2 separate regions of the Homo sapiens genome follow, and region 1 is linked to region 2. The links are chromatin contacts, found by Hi-C in ENCODE. All regions are on one chromosome and are shown on one strand. Each heading gives the region's core, a stretch centred on a gene start or an enhancer-like site at or near the end of the contact. The rest is flanking DNA. Distances are from core to core; before and after follow the strand shown.

Region 1 (5,249 bases), core at 1,618-4,117, 260 kb before region 2:
CCAATGCATCCTTGTACCAGTTCTCCCATCTCTGTTTCACTCCCCTTGTCTTTCACTCTGCCCCTGTGACCATATTCCTAAATAAATTCCTACATACAAATCTTTGTTCCACGTTCTGCTTTTGGGGAAGCTTAGACTACAAAAGGCTTTTTTCCCACCTTCTTGAGGTTGCATGACTTATTCATTTATTTTCATTCTTCCTATTTGGCAATTAAAGCCTATAAGGCCACAAATTTTCCTTGGGATACACTATTTGCCACATTCCAGAGGTTTTTATATTTCATGTTTTAATTACTGTTTTATAGTCAGTCAGCAATTCTGTTTTGTCTCTGACCTAGTAATTGCTTAGGATAGTTTACTGTTGCTAATTTCTTCTGTTTATAAGTTCTGGCTTTATTGCATGATGGTTATATAACCCAATCTACTAACTTCTACTTTACACATTTTTCAGGGTTTTTTTGTGACTCATGTCCATTTAAAAAAATATATTATCTGGTGTTTAAAGAGAAAACTTATTCTGTGATGGGAGAATATACAACTCCATTTTTAGATAATAAACCAACTCTACCAATTACATATGTAGTGTGATAGCTACCCCGCTCAGCTAGTCAAGGGTGTATACCTGCTGCCTGAACCTTGAAGACCGGGCAGTGAGTCAAGACCATGGGGCTCAGCAGAGGAGCAGGTGTTTGCAAGAACGTAAACATCCTAGAAAGTATATGAGAACCTACCAAGAAAAGTCTCATCGTTTAAATGCAGTAGGCAAACAGCCAGAAAATTCTCTAAAAAGTACTTAGAGACGAGGGGCATCACAGGTCTCTAAAGCTGTCCTGCTGCCATCCAGGAGTAAGTATGTAAGTCCTAATAAACTCATCTACTTGCCAAGCTGGACTCGTCCAAGGCATTCTTTGGTCTCTTGGCTCCCTCCCAAGGGGATAGTTTTTTTTTTTAAATACGATTCCAGGTTTTTTCCTGTTATGACATTATATAGATTTTCTACATAATCCTTGATTACTTTTACCTAATTAAACCAAGATGGCCAGTGAAGAACTAACTCTCACAAAACACTGAGCTCAGATGTGTCATGAGCAAATTCTTTCAATGTTTCGGAAATGAGTAATTCTAACACTATGTAAACCGTAGCAGAGCACAGCAAAGTAAGTTTCCCAATTCTTTTTATGGTGCCAGCACAATACTGATGCAAAAACTACAGACCAGTCTCATTTATGAATTCTAATGCAAAAATTCTATCAAGGAATAGACTCCAATAGTTCATTAAATACATCATGAGTAAGTAGGATTATCCCACGAAGATACTAATTAGTATATTTTTCACATTAATAAATCAAAGAAAGATAAACACACTGTCCATCTCAACAGATGCCAAAGATGTTTAACATAATTCAACATTTGTGCCTAATTTTAAAAACTTACACACTAGAGAAACTCTCATATGTAGGAAGTACGTACAAAAATATTATCAGCACATTTTAATAACAAAACACTGAAAACAACCCACATGTCCATTGAAAATACATCGATAAATTTTCATACAGTTTTTACAATGGAACATTACCCAGAAGCTACACACAGAATGAATTTGGAAACTTAACATTGAATTATGCGAGTCCCAGATGACTTATACACACAATGGTGCCATTTATATGAAGCTCAAAAAAAAAATTTAAGTACATTGCTTACAGATACATGCATATGTAATTATTTTTTAAAATAACAGGGCTACAATTAACACAAAAGTCAATATAACTGTTACCTCTAGGGGTTGGAGGCTGGGAGTTGGGTTGAGGAGGAGGAACACATTGATAAATTCAGCAGTACTGGCAATCTTCTCTTTCTTAATTGGGTGGTGTGTTCATGGATGTTTACTACTATATATGTAACATATAAATATATATTTTAAATAAATATATAAACCAGCAAGGATGGGGTGAAATTGAGGACCCAAAATGTAATACAAAGAACAGCCAATGTGCTTAACTATACTACAGTGAACATAACCACACTTAAGTGGTAGGAAAGAAAAGGGGTAAGCAACTTTGGAAAACAGTATTTTGACTAAATACCATAAGAGTAAAGACAAAAAGACCTGTATCCAAGTACTGTACTTTAGGTAGTAAATTTGCTTTTCATGGGGGTATGAATTAGCGATTCTGAGACTACTAAATATATTCTAAAACTGAGTGAATTCGTAATTACGTTGTAGAAGTCATTCCCAGGTCACTGTCAACCCTGAGCCGAGAGAAGCAGGGCTGAGTTACCTTTTGGGACTGACACTGCTCCAGGAGACAATGTCCTCCAAAAGCCGGGCTGCTTCTGCTGCCGGGTGACTGGGAGGGGCTCTGCGCTCCCACTCGGCCCTAATTCATGACCCTATGTCAGGAGCCTGGGAGCACACGGTCCATACTCGGGATGCACATAGGTTAATGTTCCTGCCAGACCTCAGCATGTCAAAAGACTTGTGGTATCACCTCGGGCCGCTTCACGCCCGCAAATATTCCATCTTTTAGCTGCACCGACACATCTTCCCCCGTCGACCAAGTGCTAAATGCTCAGGGCCTCGTGGCTGGGACAGCAACGTGCGTTTCCCCTTCCAATGGGCGCAAGCTATTGAGCCACAAAGACCAAAGCTGGAGTCGAGGAGCGCGGAAGAGCACCCCGGGCCGCCGCCCTGCTCCCTCTCCCAGCCTGGGCCTCCTGGCAGCGTAGGCCACGGGAGACCCTGCAGCACCCAGGGTGGGAGTGCGTCTCAACCGGACCCAGAGCCTGGGGGACAGGGCACGGCACACAGCGCCCGGAGCCCTGCACTCACCTCCGTAGCGGACTGCTCCCCGGCGCTGCCGGAAGTGCGTCACCAGGCGGCCGGGCCTCTCTAGGAGCAAGGTCGCTGCGCCTCGGTGGTGGTCACGCCCGGCCAGCTGTGGCCGCATCCCTGTCGGCTAGCTCGGGTCTGGCCCACGGTGACTGTTACCCCTGGGGAATGGGGCAGGTAAGAATCAGAGCCAAGCGGGGACCCAGCCCGGGGAGGTGAAGCTGCAGGTGCAGCCACGTGTGGGAGTCTTGGAAATGGACCAGTGGATGGCGCGCTGTCACACCCAATGCCCCCTTTTTCTAACAAATAGTTTGTAATGTCCATCTTATTCTCCTGACCTGATATTCATATATAATGGCCTAGAAAATCATACATAACATACACACCTACATATTAAAAACTAATGTTATGCCTTAAGTGTAATGAAAGAGAAAAAAAAGAGGACCGTCATCTGTCGTTTAAAAACACATACTTCAATGTGTTTGGTCTTGGCTGCTGCAGGAGACCTAATAAGGTGGTCGCCTTTACACATAGACGTTGTCTGAGTGCCACAGCCACAAAGCTGTGACTTACATTGTTGCAAAAGTCACAAAATTATGATCCAAAATGGCAAACATGTTTTCGTGAAGTTCTGAATGAAACACAGGACAATCGTCTCTTGATTATACAATAATTACATTCCTGGAAGATCAGTGTATGTTAAAACTGTGCAAAAATACATGTTTATCCAGAAAACAGGTTTAGATTCAGATAATTTAGAAATAGAATTTTCACCTACCTGAATGTTCAGCAAGACATTTGAAAGTGTGAACATTTTTTCAGTGGGCAGGACTGTCCTGTACATTGCAGGATCCTGGCTCCTATCCACAACGCTAGTAGCAATGTTACCACTGACACCAAATATAACAAAATACCTACCATAAAATTCCAAAATGAGCCCTGGGGGAAGGGAGACAGTACTAAATGCCACTGGATTGGACGACCCTTAAAATCCCCACCCCCTCACACACCCCCTAACCCTGGTAATGTGGGCTTTTCTTCCTTCCAGCTCTGATCCATCCAACGCTGCTGCACTGGAGACTGGTATTTGGCTCCCACTTGCCTCTGTGGCTTCTTATCACTCCCATTCATTCCCTGACTCTACCTCAGCCCTACATGCTAAAAATGCTGTTCTCTAAATCTAGAATGCCCTTCCCTTCCCATTCCTACCCTCCATCTTGACTGTTACTGGAAGTGTGAGCTCAAATCCCATTTTGCATGGGAAGCAAGCCTTCCCTCATCACCCAGAATAAGGCAGGACACTCATTTATGTGCCATCACAGCACTGTGTACTTACTTAATGGTGATAGTTTATTTATATGTCTGTCTTCTCTGGTGGCTGCAGGGAACAGACACTGTATCTATCTTGTTCAACATCATCATCCTCAGCTAGAGAATAACTGGCAGAAAGAAGGAGAGCAATAAACATTTGTTGTTGACAATGGTCCAAAGGCTCCAGCCCTAACTCTTAGGCAGAAGCCTACTTTGTGTGTCCCCAAGGGTAGGATATGTCTTATGCCTTGGACCTTGACAGTGACCATGGCCAGGTGCCCTTCTCTGCCTTGCCCTGACCCTGATCTTCACTGTTTTCCAAAATGAGTTCATTAAGAAAATGATTGGGCAGAGTAATAGCTGGGGATTACGTTGCTCTTGTCAATAAGTTCTGGTTTTCACTTCTTTCTAGGGTCAGAAATCAGGAGTGAGGACTTGTTGAAAGAAATAGGAAGGAATCAGATCACATAAATGCTGGCCCCAAATGTTTGCATCATAAACCCATTGCCTAATTTTACAGTTGAGAAAATAAAGCTCTCTAAATAACCACAAAGCTCCTACTCCTACTTCAGACATATCAGAAAAATGAGATAATAATGCACAAACCAAGTTTCAAAAGCTCTATGGTAGGTCTGGAGAGATGGAGATCAGTTCTTGTCTGTCAGCCCCTGTTCTTCCATTCTTATAAGGTTACAGAATCTCTAGCAAGGGACATGACAGCTCAGGGAAAAAGCACACATTTCCCAGCATTCTTTAAGGCAAAGTGTGTCCATGTGACCAACTTCTGGCAAACAGGCTGTAAGAAAATGTGATGCTGTGTCCTTAAAGACAAGGGACATGCCCTCCCTGCCCCCAAACCTTCATCGACCAGGTGGAATGTTGACAAGGGAGAGCATCAGAGCATCTTGGACCATGTGAATAAGGGTGTGGCTGCTGGGGATGACAGAGCAACTAAAAGGAGGAGGCACAGAGCTGCTATATCAGCCCCAGATGGCTTACTTTCTGATGATACATGAGAGAGAAATAAACTTTCATCAAATTTAAACCACATTTATTTGGGTTCTTCAAATTAATTTCCAAGCCCATAGCCTAACTAATACCCCTAGAA
Region 2 (5,065 bases), core at 961-3,460:
GAGTTCTAGTTTACGTTGTTCCATGGATTCACTGGGTTCTATTATTGTTTTTCCGTGTTCCCATCTTTGTAACATCGTACTAACCTTCATAACATGTAAATACTGCTGAACCTCAATCCCAATAAACTACTAAAGGATTTTTAACATCATACGTTTTGTTTTGCAATGTATTTTTGAAACACATCAAATTTAAATTTTCTTTCCTTTCCATCCTTCTACTGGGCAAGTTTCATATCCTGAATTCCTCATGTAGAACTCTAGAAGGAATTCCATTCCACCTGCGGAAGGACACCTAGTTTACGTATTTGACCTACAGAAAAATTTCTCTGCAACTCTTTCAAATGCTAGTAAAAAACTCCACCCAGTCAGCCTCCCACAACCCCTCCCTTTAACCATCTTCTCCTCCCCACTATCGCCACCCTACCTTGTGCATTCCTTCGTAAACTTACTTCTCATCACCTTCAAGGTTCCACTCCCCTCTTGCCTACATCTGTTTTCATATCCTCCCACTCCCCCAATTCCTGCCAAGAAGCCCCGCTAGCTGCCTGTTGCATAACGGCTCCCCCATTCCGTCTCCCTCGGCAGTCGGCCCCGCTCCCGGGAGCAGGAATGCCCCTTTCGGCCCGGCCCCTCCTCCCTTCCGCAACACGCCCAGCAAGTCCCCGCGACGCAGCTCCAGCGGGGATTCTCTCTCCAAGCTGGGCGGGTCGTCCTTGCCGGCTGGCACCTCGGGTAGCGAGCCCCGAGGGCAGAGGAGCCGGCTCCACCCGGCCTGGCCCCGAACCCTCCGCGGCGCCGGCCAATCGCCGCTGCCATCCTCCCGCTGGGGTGATGTCTTCAGGTGTCCGGGAGGGGAGAAAGCCCTGCGTACTTCCAGCCCCGCTCCTGTGCCAGGAACCGGCGGCCCTCCGAGCCCTCCGGAGCCGGCCTCCGGGCCCCGAGCGCGGCGAGGCAAGCAGGGGCGGCGAAGGGTCCGGGTGGGCGGCGGCTACCCGCAGCCCAAAGGCGTGGGCCTGCGAGGCGGGCGGCGCGCGGCCAGGGATGGGCAGCAGCGGGGTACCGAGGCGCCGAGGCCTGGACGCGGGCGCGGCGCGGAGGCCTCGGCGTCCCCAGCCGGGTGTGGGGCGGCCGACTGACTGACGCCGGGCGGGGGCCGCCGACTGCCTCAGCCACTGCGCGGGGCGGGGGCGGCAGCGGCCTCTAGCCTCCCTCGTTCCCTCCCTAGTCCGCTTGCCCGCTCGCCCGCTCGCTCGCTCGCTGGTCCATCCGCCTCCTCACCTTCAGGACCCGGATCCCTCCCGGCCGGCGGCTCGCGGGCGCTTCGGGCGGCTCCGGGGGCTCCAGCGGGCCCGCGGGCCCCGGCTCCACCTCCCCCATCGGCGACCCAGGATTCACAGAGACGCCCGGCCCGCGCGACGGCGTGCGGAGCCTCGGCGGCGCGCGCGAGCAACCGGTGGCCCCGCCCCCCGCGGCCCGCCGGCTCCGCCCCTCCGGCGGCTCGCCAGCTCCGCCCCTCCCGCAGCCCCGCTGGACCTAAGCAGCTGCCGGCGCCGAGTGGCCCGGGCGCCACCGAGCCGCATTCCGGCCGCGGCCCGCGTGGCGGAACCTGGCACCACCGCAGAGCGCTGGGCCTCCACTGCCCGCCGCCCTAGGCTTGGAGGACTAGAGCGCAAGGAGGGGTATTTGCTGCTTTCCCCGCCCTCTAAGAAACCCGCGGGAGAAAGAAGCAGGTGGCGCCGGCACCTGTCAATTGTGACAAGACGCTGCCCTCCGCCAGGGTGGCTCTTGTAACTTCCCTCACCTGCCAAGCCGTTGAACGAACTGTTGAGAATACTCACCTTGGCAAGGCCTTTTCTCTTCCTTATCAGAGATGCGTGCGACCTTCTTAAGCAAATTCAACCCAACCTCGTACAAAACGTCCGCTCACCTCCCAGCCATGTTTTAATTCCCTTGCCTCCTCCTGGAGCAAAATTATCAGAATTCGGTGCTCTGCTTCAAGCAGTAATATGGCCTGTGACCCGGTTTATGATTTATTTGCAAGGCTGATTCAGAAAAAAACTTTTAAAAGTTAACTTCTTTTCTTTTCTTTGTTTTGTTTTTCTTTTCGTTCTCGCAGTGATAGTAGTTTTGTTGCCAATGGGCCAAATTTGGAGTCAGCCAGCCTGTTTCCAGATCTCCCCTCTGCCCTTCTTTAGATCTATACCCCTGTGCAAGTTACTTGATCTAAGCCTTTCGTTCTTAAGCTGTGAGAAAGAGATTAAAATCTGCCAAGTAGTTATGATGAAGATTTAGTGCATACAAAGTGCCTAACGTATAGTGGGGATCCATAGTAGCCATTATAATTCCAAAATTCTAAATTGAAGATCCAATCGGTTTCTCGAAAAGTACTCTGTCGATTCCTCCTAAATTTTCCTAGGAAGGCTTCTAGACTTCCAGATTTTTAGGGCTTCCCCTCATACATAGGGTGTTGAATCTTCAAGCAACTTGTAAGGAATTAGACAGCAAAAAACAGTAATTTCTTCACTTTCATAGAACTGTAATTCCAGTACTTTGGGAAGCCAAGGCAGGCAGATTACTTGAGGCCAGGAGTCCGAGACCAGCCTGACCAACATAGCGAAACCCTGTCTATACCAAAAATACAAAAAAATGAGCTGGGCAGGGTGGCGCACGCCTGTAATCCCAGCCACTTGGGAGGTGGAGGCAGGAGAATCGCTTGAACCCGGGAGGCGGAGGTTGCAGTGAGACGAGATCGTGCCACTGCACTCCAGCCTGGGTGACAAAGCAGGACCCTTTGTCCCTATTATCCATTGCTTCAGTTTGCCTCATTCAGACTAACTGTATGTCTAGAATAATTGCAGGCTTAGTACAAGACTTTTAGATTTAACAGAGCAGTCTGTGTCCCCCATCTGAGATATGTATCCATTTGGAGATATTTTAAATGCCAGGACCAAATTTGGCTCTTGCAGGTTCCGACCCCTTTCTGACCTACTTTCTCCCTTCACAAGTTAGCTTTGTATATACCAAAATTCCAATCTCCAGTAATCTTCATTTCTTGGCCTCATTTTAATGCATTAAAAACGATTTGTCACTGTGAGTCTGGTTTAAGGTGGGAGAAAACTCTTAGGTCATCCACCTCCTGGATTTTCCTTCCACCTTGAAATTATTTTCAGGAAAGGTACTCAAAGTAGTTGGATTCCCATTTCAGTGCTTACTGGGTAATTTCTCCCAACAAGAAAACTGGTATATAAGCAATAGGCACCAATATGGAGACAGAAGCAAATTTTAACAAGGGCAGGCAAGCAGTGATAAGAAAAAAATGTGGTTTAGAACAAGTGTTTCTGGCTGGGTGCAGTGGCTCATGCCTGTAATTCAGCACTTTGGGAGGCCAAGACGGGCAGATCACCTGAGGTCAGGAGTTTGAACCCAGCCTGGCCAACATGGCAAAACCCCATCTCTACTAAAAATACAAAAATTAGGCAGTGTGGGGGCACGAGCCTGTAGGCCCAGCTACTCAGGAGGCTGAGGCAGGAGAATCACTTGAACTTGGGAGGTGGAGGTTGCAGTGAGCCGAGATATCGCGCCACTGCACTGCAGTCTGGGTGACAGAGGGAGACTCTTGTCTCAAGGAAAAAAAAAAGTGTTTTTCAAAAGCCTTTTATATTTTTTTTATTTTTGAGACAGGGTCTCGCTTTGTTGCTCAGGCTGGAGTACGGTATGGACACAATCATAGCTCACTGCAGGTTCAACCTCCATGGGCTAAGGTGATCATGCCACCTCAGCCTCCCAGTAGCTGGGACCACAAGTGAGCACCACCCTACGCTTGGCTACTTTTTGCATTTTTTTTGTAGAGATGGGGCTTCACCATATTGTCCAAGCTGGTCTCGAACTCCTGAGCTCAAGCCATCCGCCCACTTCAGCCTCCCAAAATGCTGGGATTACAGGTGTGAGCCACCACACCTGGCTGTAAGAGTCTGTTTCTTGAGGCATTATACATTACCTTTTCCAGATTTCATGAGTAGAAGCTCTTTATTGACTGACTACACAAAAAGGAAAGATCTTGTTGCAGAACTAAAGTTTCAGCTCATGCTGGGGAACAGCAGTGGTGAATAATTGTTTAATTAAAGGGATAGTAGGCATAAGCATTGCTATTTACTTCTTCATTCTGGCAACAGTAGTTCCTCTTTCAAAAGGGAAAACATAAAAAAAAAAACCCATCCGCCCAAAAGTTTCAGGGGCTAATTTATGATGTAACTACCTTTAATGGTTCCCATGATTTAAGATCCAATTCAGTAGTGACAACCAGTTGATTTTTTTCAAATCATGTAGTGCCATTAACATTTTATACTTTGTTTCAAAGGTCACATATTGATGTTCTCCCCCAGTTCAAGGCACTGTGCATTATGTATGCCAAGGGTTATGTAACTACAATTTCTGGAAATGGTAAACAGCTGAGACTAACCCTAAAAATAAATTCCTCTGGGATTTTTTTTGTGCGAAAATCCATCTGCCCTCACTGCAGGTTCATCATTACAAAAATCACTGTTTAGCTCAAACCAAGAGACAGAGAAGTCATCATGATCTCTCCTTTCTGTCTCCTTCCTGTAGCAGCTGTGCTTCCCCTCTCTGGTATGTACACACGCACACACCTTCTTTATGCCAGGAGCTTTTCCAGATCTTCACTACAAAATGGGAAGTCTGGAGAAGGGAAGCTCATGCCTATCAGATGTTGGGAGAGGAAGCAGATGAGACTTATATTTACTTATTTATATCTAGTACGCACTCCAGTGATCCACAAAGTCATCTTTGGGCCTAAATCCCTTGTTATTCTACCAATAGGTTAAGCAGATTTGGATATTCCTAATTTTGGTTCCAAATAAACAGGCAGTGTTTACCTAGCTTCAAAGTTTGGAGAATTTTTCTGTGAACATTTTGATATTTTTCAAATATGGGGACAATTGAATTGACAATTGAAGACATAGGATAGAAAACCCTTAAAAGTGATAAAAATTAATTTGGTGCTTCTGAATTGAAATTCAGATCTGAATACTATTTGTTGTATTGTTAA

What was found. A loop is a pair of places that touch in the nucleus more often than their neighbours do. Pooled maps may share reads with other maps.
Region 1: a loop to region 2 is called in a map of naive thymus-derived CD4-positive, alpha-beta T cell, with 2.7 times the contacts of the local background. The contact joins the promoter of ZNF23 here to the promoter of PHLPP2 in region 2. A Hi-C loop is called at or near these places in 1 of 168 maps with a recorded cell type or tissue (naive thymus-derived CD4-positive, alpha-beta T cell) and 11 of 50 pooled maps.

What each region holds. Positions count from the first base shown.
Region 1 is chr16:71,459,380-71,464,628 of GRCh38, forward strand. It overlaps ZNF23 (zinc finger protein 23), which reads right to left and starts at 2,868. Exons shown (of 5, transcript NM_001381984.1): 1 at 2,831-2,868. LOC124903709 (a long non-coding RNA gene) reads left to right here and starts at 2,933. Exons shown (of 2, transcript XR_007065105.1): 1 at 2,933-3,913; 2 at 4,554-5,249. RefSeq lists enhancers at 2,467-2,556, 2,827-2,986.
Region 2 is chr16:71,722,491-71,727,555 of GRCh38, forward strand. PHLPP2 (PH domain and leucine rich repeat protein phosphatase 2) reads right to left here and starts at 2,211. Exons shown (of 19, transcript NM_015020.3): 1 at 1,839-2,211. RefSeq lists an enhancer at 548-1,049 and a silencer at 815-1,784.